Regions from separate parts of the Mus musculus genome. Here region 2 is linked to region 1. Evidence: chromatin contacts called from ENCODE Hi-C or POLR2A ChIA-PET data. All regions are on one chromosome and are shown on one strand. The core of a region is the stretch at or near the end of the contact, and the rest is flanking DNA. Distances in the headings are between cores, read along the strand shown. Region 1 holds the start of Zfp827 (zinc finger protein 827). Region 2 has its middle 66 kb from the start of Gm39203.

Region 1 (4,176 bases), core at 770-3,269:
TGGAGCTTGCTTTGTAGACCAGGCTGGCCTCCAATGGGGACCTGCCTGCCTCTGCCTCACCAGTGCTGGGATCAAAGGCACTGGTCACCATGCCTGATTTTAACTATCATTTAAAAACAATTTTTTTTTTGTATTTTGGAATTGGTTTAAGGTTGATGTTCCAGTTTGGATATTGCACTGTTTCAGAAGGCATTTAAACCTGCTTCAAATAGCATTGCAACCTTGGAGTGCCAAGTATGTTGGTAGGTATCAGCAAGAAGGGGTTCATCTTGAGAATTCACTATTAATGAAAGCCATCTTTTGGGAGACACAGTCTCCTTTACAGTTTCCTAGTGAAAACAGTATAAAGCTATTGTCATTTAAAGGAAATGTAACCAAACCTAACCCCAGTGGCTCTCTTTAACACCACTGGAGACTTCTAAGTCTCATTAGTCACTCATGTCACCTGATGGAATGCCATTTTAAACTTTTGTGTCTTCACTATGCTCCACCTTCTGATGAAAACATCTATTAAAAAATTGGTAGGAAAATATTTAACATAATAAGATGATGAGTCGATTTTTTAAACCTCAAAAGGGAAGATGTTTAAATAATGCACCTTTTTATTTTTTAGCTCTGACTCATGACATATAATGTATTCCACCAAGTTCAAAGTTTCCCCTTACAAAGAGTTTTATGAAACAGCTCTTCTTCAGACCAAATTTTTTTTTTTTTTTACTTCAATTATAGTAGCAGATTTTGGAGTTTTAAATCATTAACAACCTCCCAGTGAACTTGTATCCACATGGCTTACAGTCAGAGAGAGAGAGAGAGACCCGTTCCCTTCACTGAGTACCTTTTGTGAGGCGACGCATCCTTTTCTGTTTTCCCTCTTTATGTGTCTCTTTGAAGCAAGATGTGTGATTTCTAAAGTAATGAAAGTATATGGCTTAATGAAGACTGCTGTATGAGCTCAAACTACACACTAGAATTGCTTCAGGGTAAGGCTCAGTTACCTGTGTTCTGGGGAGGTGGGGGGGGAGGCAGGGAGTGAATCACAGAAGTCAAGATCACTGTGTGCACTGTAGGAATAGACCCGTGGCAGTTGAGTCAACCCTGGGGGGCGGGGGGTGACCTAATCTTATTTTCCCTCTTTATCAAGAACCTGTAATTTTAGTTTTGGCTGAATTTTCAAGTGTTAACTCCACCGGACCCTCTAAAATTGGGTATCCATGCCACCCATCCACTGATCCCACCCTATGCTATCTTTTCATTTTTTTTTTTTTTAAAAAAGATTTATTTCCATTAGGCTGTTTTAAGGGAGTATGTGAGAGTCTGTAACGTCCAGACTCAAGGTGATGGGGTGAGAGAGTCAGTCTTTCAGTTACAAAAGCCTGGGGAATTTTATACAGAACCAAACGTAGTTTAATACACAAAAGAAAGTGGTTAGTGCAACCTATTTCCTTAAAAAAAAATCTGTAAAATAATGTTTCAAGAGCGGGGGGGGGCACTTTTCCACCACCCCCCTTGATTGGGCGACTAGCGGGATAAATTCGAAGAAGTCCATCCCACCCCCGCACGCGCGCCCCCCATGCTTTCCAGACAGAGCAGTTGTAAATGCTAGGCTGAGTCCGCCCTGAGAGCCTTAGGGCACCTTCCTCTTTGCTGAGTGTGTGTATGTGTGTGTGTGTGTGTGTGTGTGTGTGTGTGTATGCGCGCGCGCGTGTGTCTAGCTCTCGCTCTTTCCCTCAGTCTGTGCCTCTGTGTGTGTGTGTGAGTGTGTGTGTGTGACAGAGAGAGAGCGCGAGAGGAGAGCGAGAGAGCGAGCTGCGAGCTGTGCTGCCGCCGCCGCTGCCCTTTGATCCCGACATTAGTGTTAGGGGCTCGGAGACACAGCGCGCGGCCATAGACACCGCCGCACCGGCGCTCATTTATTTATACCTCCCATCACACGCGAGCACAGGACACACACACACTCACACCTATTAGATCCGTTTCCATTGAAGAATATTACGCTCGGGGACAAGCCAGGTGCACGACCAAAAAATTAAAAAAAAAAAAAAAAAAGGAAAAAAAAAGAAAGAAAGAAAGAAAGAAAGGAAAGAAGAAAACCCCTCTTCTGGCTCCAGGAAACAAGCTTCAACCCATTGCACACACCGGAGAGAAGGGGTTTCCCCCTGCCCGCCCCCCAACTACCTCCCCGCTCCTGCCAGTGTCTGCCTGTCTGCCCCCACGGGGGTTTATTTGATCTCACATTAACCAAGGAGGAGAATGTGAGAAAAGGGGGAAAATGCCCAGGAGGAAGCAGGAGCAGCCCAAGCGCCTTCCCTCACGTAAGTCATCCCTTCTCCACCTCCTCTCGTGCCATTTTCTCGCCCTCCCTCTCCTCTTTCCCCTCCGCAGCCTCCGCCGTTGTTTTCTGCATTAGTTTAGGGTTACAGAGGTGAAACTGACAAAGACACAGCCCGGGTTACTCCTCGTTTAGGTCTATGCCGAGGCAGCCATGTTGGTGATGATCAGCCCCGTGCCCTTTCTATTCTCTCTCTCTTTTTCTTTCTTTCTCTCGACCCCCTCTTTTTTTTCCTTGGGATCGGGCTTTTCCCCCCTTTCCCTCCCCCTCCTCACTCCGGTTTGCGGGGGAGGGGGCGAGAGGAGGGAGGAGGGGAGTAGTGTGGATGCCGGGTTTTTGTCGCGGGTGGGGGGAGGTGGGAGAGGTTGCAATCTTGGAAAAAAAAAAGAAATTCCGTGTGGATCCCGGTGCACAAGGGTGCGGGGTTGGGGCGCGCGCAGGGCCGAGGCCGTGACATGGCGATTGGGGGTGTCGGGGCGAGGGCGCGCGGCCGCCCGCCGGGCTGGGGACCGGAGAGGTCGGTCTCCGGCTAAAGGTTGCGCCGGGGTGGGTCGGCCCCGGAGCCGCGGGCAGCTGGAGCTGGAGGCGGAGGTGGAGGCGGTGGCGGAGGGGAAGGCAGGGGCGGTCGAGGAGGGTGTGGGGGCGCCGGGGGGCGCGGGTGGCCGATCGGGGGGCGAGGCCGGGCAGCCGAGCGGATGTGGGGTGCGGGAGCCGCGCCGAGGCTGAGGCGAGGCAGCCAGGGCGGCGCGCGGCGCGCGAGGTCCCTGCAGAGCCGAGGGGAGGGCGGAGCAGGGCTCCCGGCCGCAATAAAATGCGGGGTCAGGCGGAGCAGACAGAGCCGGGGCGACGCGGGCTCGCAGACCCCCCTGCCCCGCCAGCCCGAGCAGAGTCCGTGACTAAAGTGCATCCCAGCCCTCCTGGCCCTAGCCACACACGCCAACTGGAGACTCGCGCCGGGCTGCGCGGCCGGGTCCCCGTCCCCTCCTCCACCCGCGCCTCGGGTCCCTCCGCGCCGCCCTCCCGCTTTTCTTTGCGAGACTCTTAACTTTTCCCCCACTCCCTCTCGGGCTCCCCCCTCGTCCCCCCACAAGCTCTCCGCTCGGAGTGTTCCGAGATGCTGCTGAAGCTAAAAGTGAAGGAGAAAGAAGCAACTAAAAATATCCCCCCCGGGGCCGCCGGGCTCCTTGAATGCAGGGGAGAGGGGGCAGGGGAGAAGGCGTGGGGCGGGGTGGCGGGAGGAGGGGACGCGGGAGGCGCCGGAGGGAGGGGTCGGGGGAGACGGAGGGTCAGTTTCTCCTCTTCCCCCCTCCCGCCCCCCCCCTGCTCAGCTCCCCTCTCCGGGGCGGCTTGGCGCTGCTCGGAGCCCGATCCTGCAAAACCCGGGCTGGGGGCGGGAGCGGAGCCGGAGCGCCTGCCCGCGCGGGTGTCAGGCCGACGTGGTCGGTCACCTGAAGTTCACGGAGGGTGGGGGAAGGGTTAAGGTTATGGTGTCTCGGGTTATGTGTGAGCGTGTGTGTTTCCGCCGCAGACGGGCGAGCGCGATCGATCTCTCCTTCGCGAAATCTCCGCGGCGGTGCCCACGCGAGGGGTCCGCAGGGCTGCTGTGGCCCGGGCGGGCGCGGTGGCACCCGGAGTGGCGAGCAAGGGCACGCGCGGGCAGTCTGCTCCGCAAACATTCCTCTTTTCTTCCCCCTTCCCGGTATGCAAGGAGTCGACGCACAGGGCTAGGGTTATGCTTTTTTTCCCCTTCCTTTAGGGAGGAAAAAAAAAAATGCCCCCGTGCAGTCCTTTCTTCGCCTGCCCGCTAGAGGTTCTGAGGATAATATCACATATGTAATATATATGCA
Region 2 (4,128 bases), core at 1,472-3,971, 290 kb before region 1:
ACTTCCAGGGGGTCTTCGGGGCACCAGTGGCCTTGTCCCTGCTTGGTTCTACCAGCACCACACATGTATGTGAGGATGCAGAGTCTGGCTAGCTGATTTCACAGTATGTCAGCCCCCACAGGGTTTTGACTCCTCAGCAATCACAGGTAGCATCCCAGAGGGGGTAGGTAGAGCAGGACAAAGAATGAAAGGCTCCAATAAGGGACCTGGCAGCTGGGGAGCATGGTGTGGGAAGGCGTGTCATGCCAGCAGCAGCTGAATCAGGGATGTTCTCTCAGACCCTACACTGGCATTCCATCCGATCACCCCACCACACCCGAGAGAAGTATCAGCTTAGCAAGGCAGGACTGGGCTGAGCTAGGCTGGGTCCCCAAATACACATCCCTGTGAAAGGCTTGGGGCTGCTGAGCAGTGTAGGCAGACACACACGGTAAGGCAGAGTAGTTTTCACAATGACACTCAGACAGACTGGCATGGGAGACAGTTTCCTCTGAAGTGTCATGTGAGTCAGCTTTCCACACGGTTAAAAAGATCTGAGATGTCTGCCACTCATTTGCTAGGCGGTGTCCTGGGCACAGGAGAGGTGTCCCCCTCACTGCCTGTGGCACTCAGGAGAGTGGGCCCTGCACTTGCCCAGGCAGCACAGTGGAGCTGGCCCTGGTAGCTAGGGCTAGGTGAGCCGGCTGAGGGCATGAGAGCAGGAGAGCTGCAGCATTGGGTGAGCTACCTGACGCAGTGTTGGAGAGCTCGCCCTGCTGGGGTGGGTTCAGGAGAGCTGGAGGGCTGACCAACTCAGCTACCACCCAGGCCCAGGCAGCACCCCAACATGTGCCCCGTCTCTGGAGTGCTGGAGCACATGAAGGGCTGTTCCTGCAGATCCAAAGCCACAGGACCTCCATGACACAGGGCATCAACAGGAGATCCGAGAGGAGTCCCAGTGAGGTCCAGTACTGATAGTGTAGCAGGAGCCAGAGGCCTCGAACCAGACCAATGACTAATTGTGGTGAACATTTGCTAGTGAAGGTGTGTGGACAGAAGGGTGCACCTTGGAGAAAATGCACTGGGACCCACTGCAGCTTCCACAGCAAGGTGTTTTTGTTTGTTTGTTTGTTTGTTTGTTTTATTTTACTTTACTTTTTAATTTTCTTCTGGGGAAGGTTGCCAGGGTGAAAGGTAGGTATGAAAGGACAGGGAGATGAGTGGGAGTGGGGTGCGTGACGTGAAATTCACAAAAAATAATTTTAAAAATTGCTATATTTTTAAGAGAAAAAATCTGAGATAAATCATCTGCTAAAGAAAAATGGTCTGAGGGGAATAAAATATGAAATGTAAAAAAATAAATTAGTTAAAAAAAAAAGAAAAGAGGAAAGGTCTATCTTAACTGGCAATTTTAGATGTTCCAGGCCACTATCTAGTTGGCCCCACTGCTTTTGGGGCTGCGGGTGCTCCCCCCAACCCTGGGGGGCCTCACAGCAGGAGTCTGTGGCACAGGAAGTGGCTTACCTTGTGGTGGCTAGGAAAGCAAAGAGCAACAGGTTGTGGTAAATCCCCACAACCTCCTTCAAAGCTACTCCATCCAGAGCATTACTCCTTCAGTCAGACGCCGTCACCTAAGGGTCGCTCTATCTCCCCATAGCACCAGGCACTGAGTGTCAAGCCTGAAACACATGGGCCCGTGCAGGAGTCGGTGGGCTCCTATAATGGAGTGGGCTCTTATAATGTGGGAGTGGGCTCCTATAATGGGGTGGGCTCCTATGATGCAGTAGCCTTTGGCCTGCTGTAATCCAATAACTCCCAAGCTTCTATAAATAACAGAATCAAGTTTCTAGTGTGCCAAGCTAGACTTGGGCAGAATGGTTCCCCTGGTGCCGCATCTGGGGTAAATAGACAATTGTAACCCACAGATGGGAGGAGAAAAGAGTAGAGTGCAGGAATTCGGCAAGAGGTTGCTCCCAGGATTGCTTGCAGCACCTGAGGTTGTCCTATCTCACCGTTCAGTTTCTGGAAGCACTAGAGTAACAGGAGGCCCAGACCTTGCGTGCATCTTCAAGTCTGGTCTGACCCTTGGGCCCCCATGGCATTACTAACTAGAAGCAAGCCTTGTTGTAGCTCCTGCTACATATGAATACCAGAAGTTTAAAACATAGATTTCCTGCTGGACCAAGGTGGCTCTGACCTCAGGTGCAGCCATCATGGTCACATCCTTTTTGAATGAGAGTAACTCCCACAGACTCATCAGAGTGAGGAGCAGGGTATTGTAGAGGTGACCTCTGACCTCTGACCTCTGAGCATGGAGGAGAGCACAGGCCCAGGGCTCTGTCTTTGCTATTTCATTGTCCACTGTCTCTGCCCCCAGTGCCTTTAGGCCATAGGCTCTACACAGCCTGTTTGCAGCCCCCCTTTCTCCTCCTAACCTTCACCTTCCCTTTAGGAAACAGCAAGCTTTTAAGGCCAGTTTTCTGGAATCGCCCCCTGCTCACACATAGAGGTCCCCAGAGGGTGCAAAGGTTGGCAAGAGAATGACCCTGAGGAGGGGTAGGACCATGAACAAGGTGCAGCCCTGGGCACTTGAGGCAGCCTTGACCTTCTATCAGGCTTCAGTGCTCCTAGAAAGGTCCACGGCCAGCTGGCCCAGCCCTAGCAGACATACCCACACCAACAAAGGCAAGCAGTACCTATACTGGGATTTCCCTTCCTAGCCTGGACCTGGAGGACTCAGGGACCTGTCTTGACATTGCTACAGCCTGCTTTTGAGGTCGAGCAACAAGGAGCATCCTAGTCACACCAAGCTGGCCTGGCACAGGAGATGCCCTCACCACGGGAACGAAATGGCTGACTACCACCTGAGCCCAAGCACCGTGGCTGTGAGATCATGTTGCCTGGTCTGGCTTTCGTCTGCTGCTCTAAATAGAGGAACATTGTGACCCCTCCCCCAGTTGTCTCCAGAAGGAAATGGGGCCACACAGGATGTCCAGCTCAGAGAGCTGAGGGTTGTGAATTAGACATGCTCCCCAAATAGACCCGAGTCTCTGAGGAACAGTTTTACCTTGTCACTTATTGCCATTAAGTTCACTGATGAAGCATGTGATAAGAGTAGTCTTCTATCTCCCCTAGCCACGGGATTCAGTAAAGACGTTCTCTGTTAGAGAGAGAAACAGAGAGGGAGACAGAGAGAGAGAGCGACAGAGACATACAGAGCATGAGAGAGAGAGAGAGAGAGAGAGAGAGAGATCCCCTAGATCACACAGTATGTAGGGATGTAGGGTGGGAGGGTGTTTCCCACCTACTTAGAAGCCCTGGCTACACAAATGTGTCCAGGATCCTTCCAGACTCAGACTTGGTCTGCCTTATTTACATGTACTTACACACAGAGGGAAAGATCCATGGTTGCCTGCCTGGGAACTCTATTTTTAGTTGTTTGGACTCATTGGCTTCCCCTCTGATCCTTCCTGGTTCTTTTCTGAGTATTTCCGGCCACTGCTTTCCTGGGAGAAAGGGGGTGAAGCTGAGCCTTAGTAGAGGCTGACCTCAAACCAGAGGGGCCCTGTATCATGGCCTTACAGCTCTGCTGGGGTGACTCTTCTCATCCCCGACCCCTCAGGACAGCTGGTGCTGAGAAGAGAGTTCTGGAAGCCGGGCAGCCTGCTGCAGTACCTGTGTGTGAGGACCAGGCAGCAATGGAGGTTTATTCAGCCTGTTTTTCTAGCAATGCTTGTGGAAGAATGAGACGAGAACCTGCCATGAAATGTTACACGGGCTCTCTTCTCCAAAACAAAATAAAACAAACCAAAACAGCACTCTCTCTTAGACAGAGCAATAAAATATATATTTATAAATATTTTCCAAGACTGCCCTCTAGTGGAAATCTAGAAGCAATAGCACATCTTATAAATTAGGATTTGGGATTCCGAACTTCTGAGTAAAAACAGACATTGAGGGAGGGAGACCTTCACACACACTCTGAAAGTTTCTCACACTGCCTTTGTGCCCAGAGGGCTGGTGAGGTTTCACTGGGCTGTACCTTGTTTCTACCAAACCACACACACACACACACACACACACACACACACACACACACACACTGAAGACTGTCTTGCCTTTTAAAAGAAATCCTGCTAGAGCTGGAAA

Evidence for each region. Hi-C counts contacts between places; a loop is a spot of excess contacts on that map. ChIA-PET counts read pairs that join two places held with the same protein, here RNA polymerase II (POLR2A).
Region 2: a map of gastrocnemius shows a loop between it and region 1 (5-fold over the local background). The contact joins the enhancer-like site here to the promoter of Zfp827 in region 1. A Hi-C loop is called at or near these places in 2 of 37 maps with a recorded cell type or tissue (gastrocnemius and heart). POLR2A ChIA-PET finds 5 or more read pairs at or near these places in 1 of 5 experiments (Patski).

Annotation. Positions count from the first base shown.
Region 1 is chr8:79,026,418-79,030,593 of GRCm38, forward strand. It overlaps Zfp827 (zinc finger protein 827), which reads left to right and starts at 2,020. Exons shown (of 15, transcript NM_178267.3): 1 at 2,020-2,312. The coding sequence starts at 2,270.
Region 2 is chr8:78,738,255-78,742,382 of GRCm38, forward strand. No RefSeq gene overlaps it. Among named protein-coding and RNA genes, the nearest start is that of Gm39203, 66 kb to the left of the region's middle. RefSeq lists an enhancer at 2,260-4,128. Within about 2 kb of position 2,722, at least 1 of the 3 ENCODE cell types and tissues checked has a DNase peak (open chromatin) inside an H3K27ac peak, as active enhancers do; it is heart, where a contact is called at or near this core.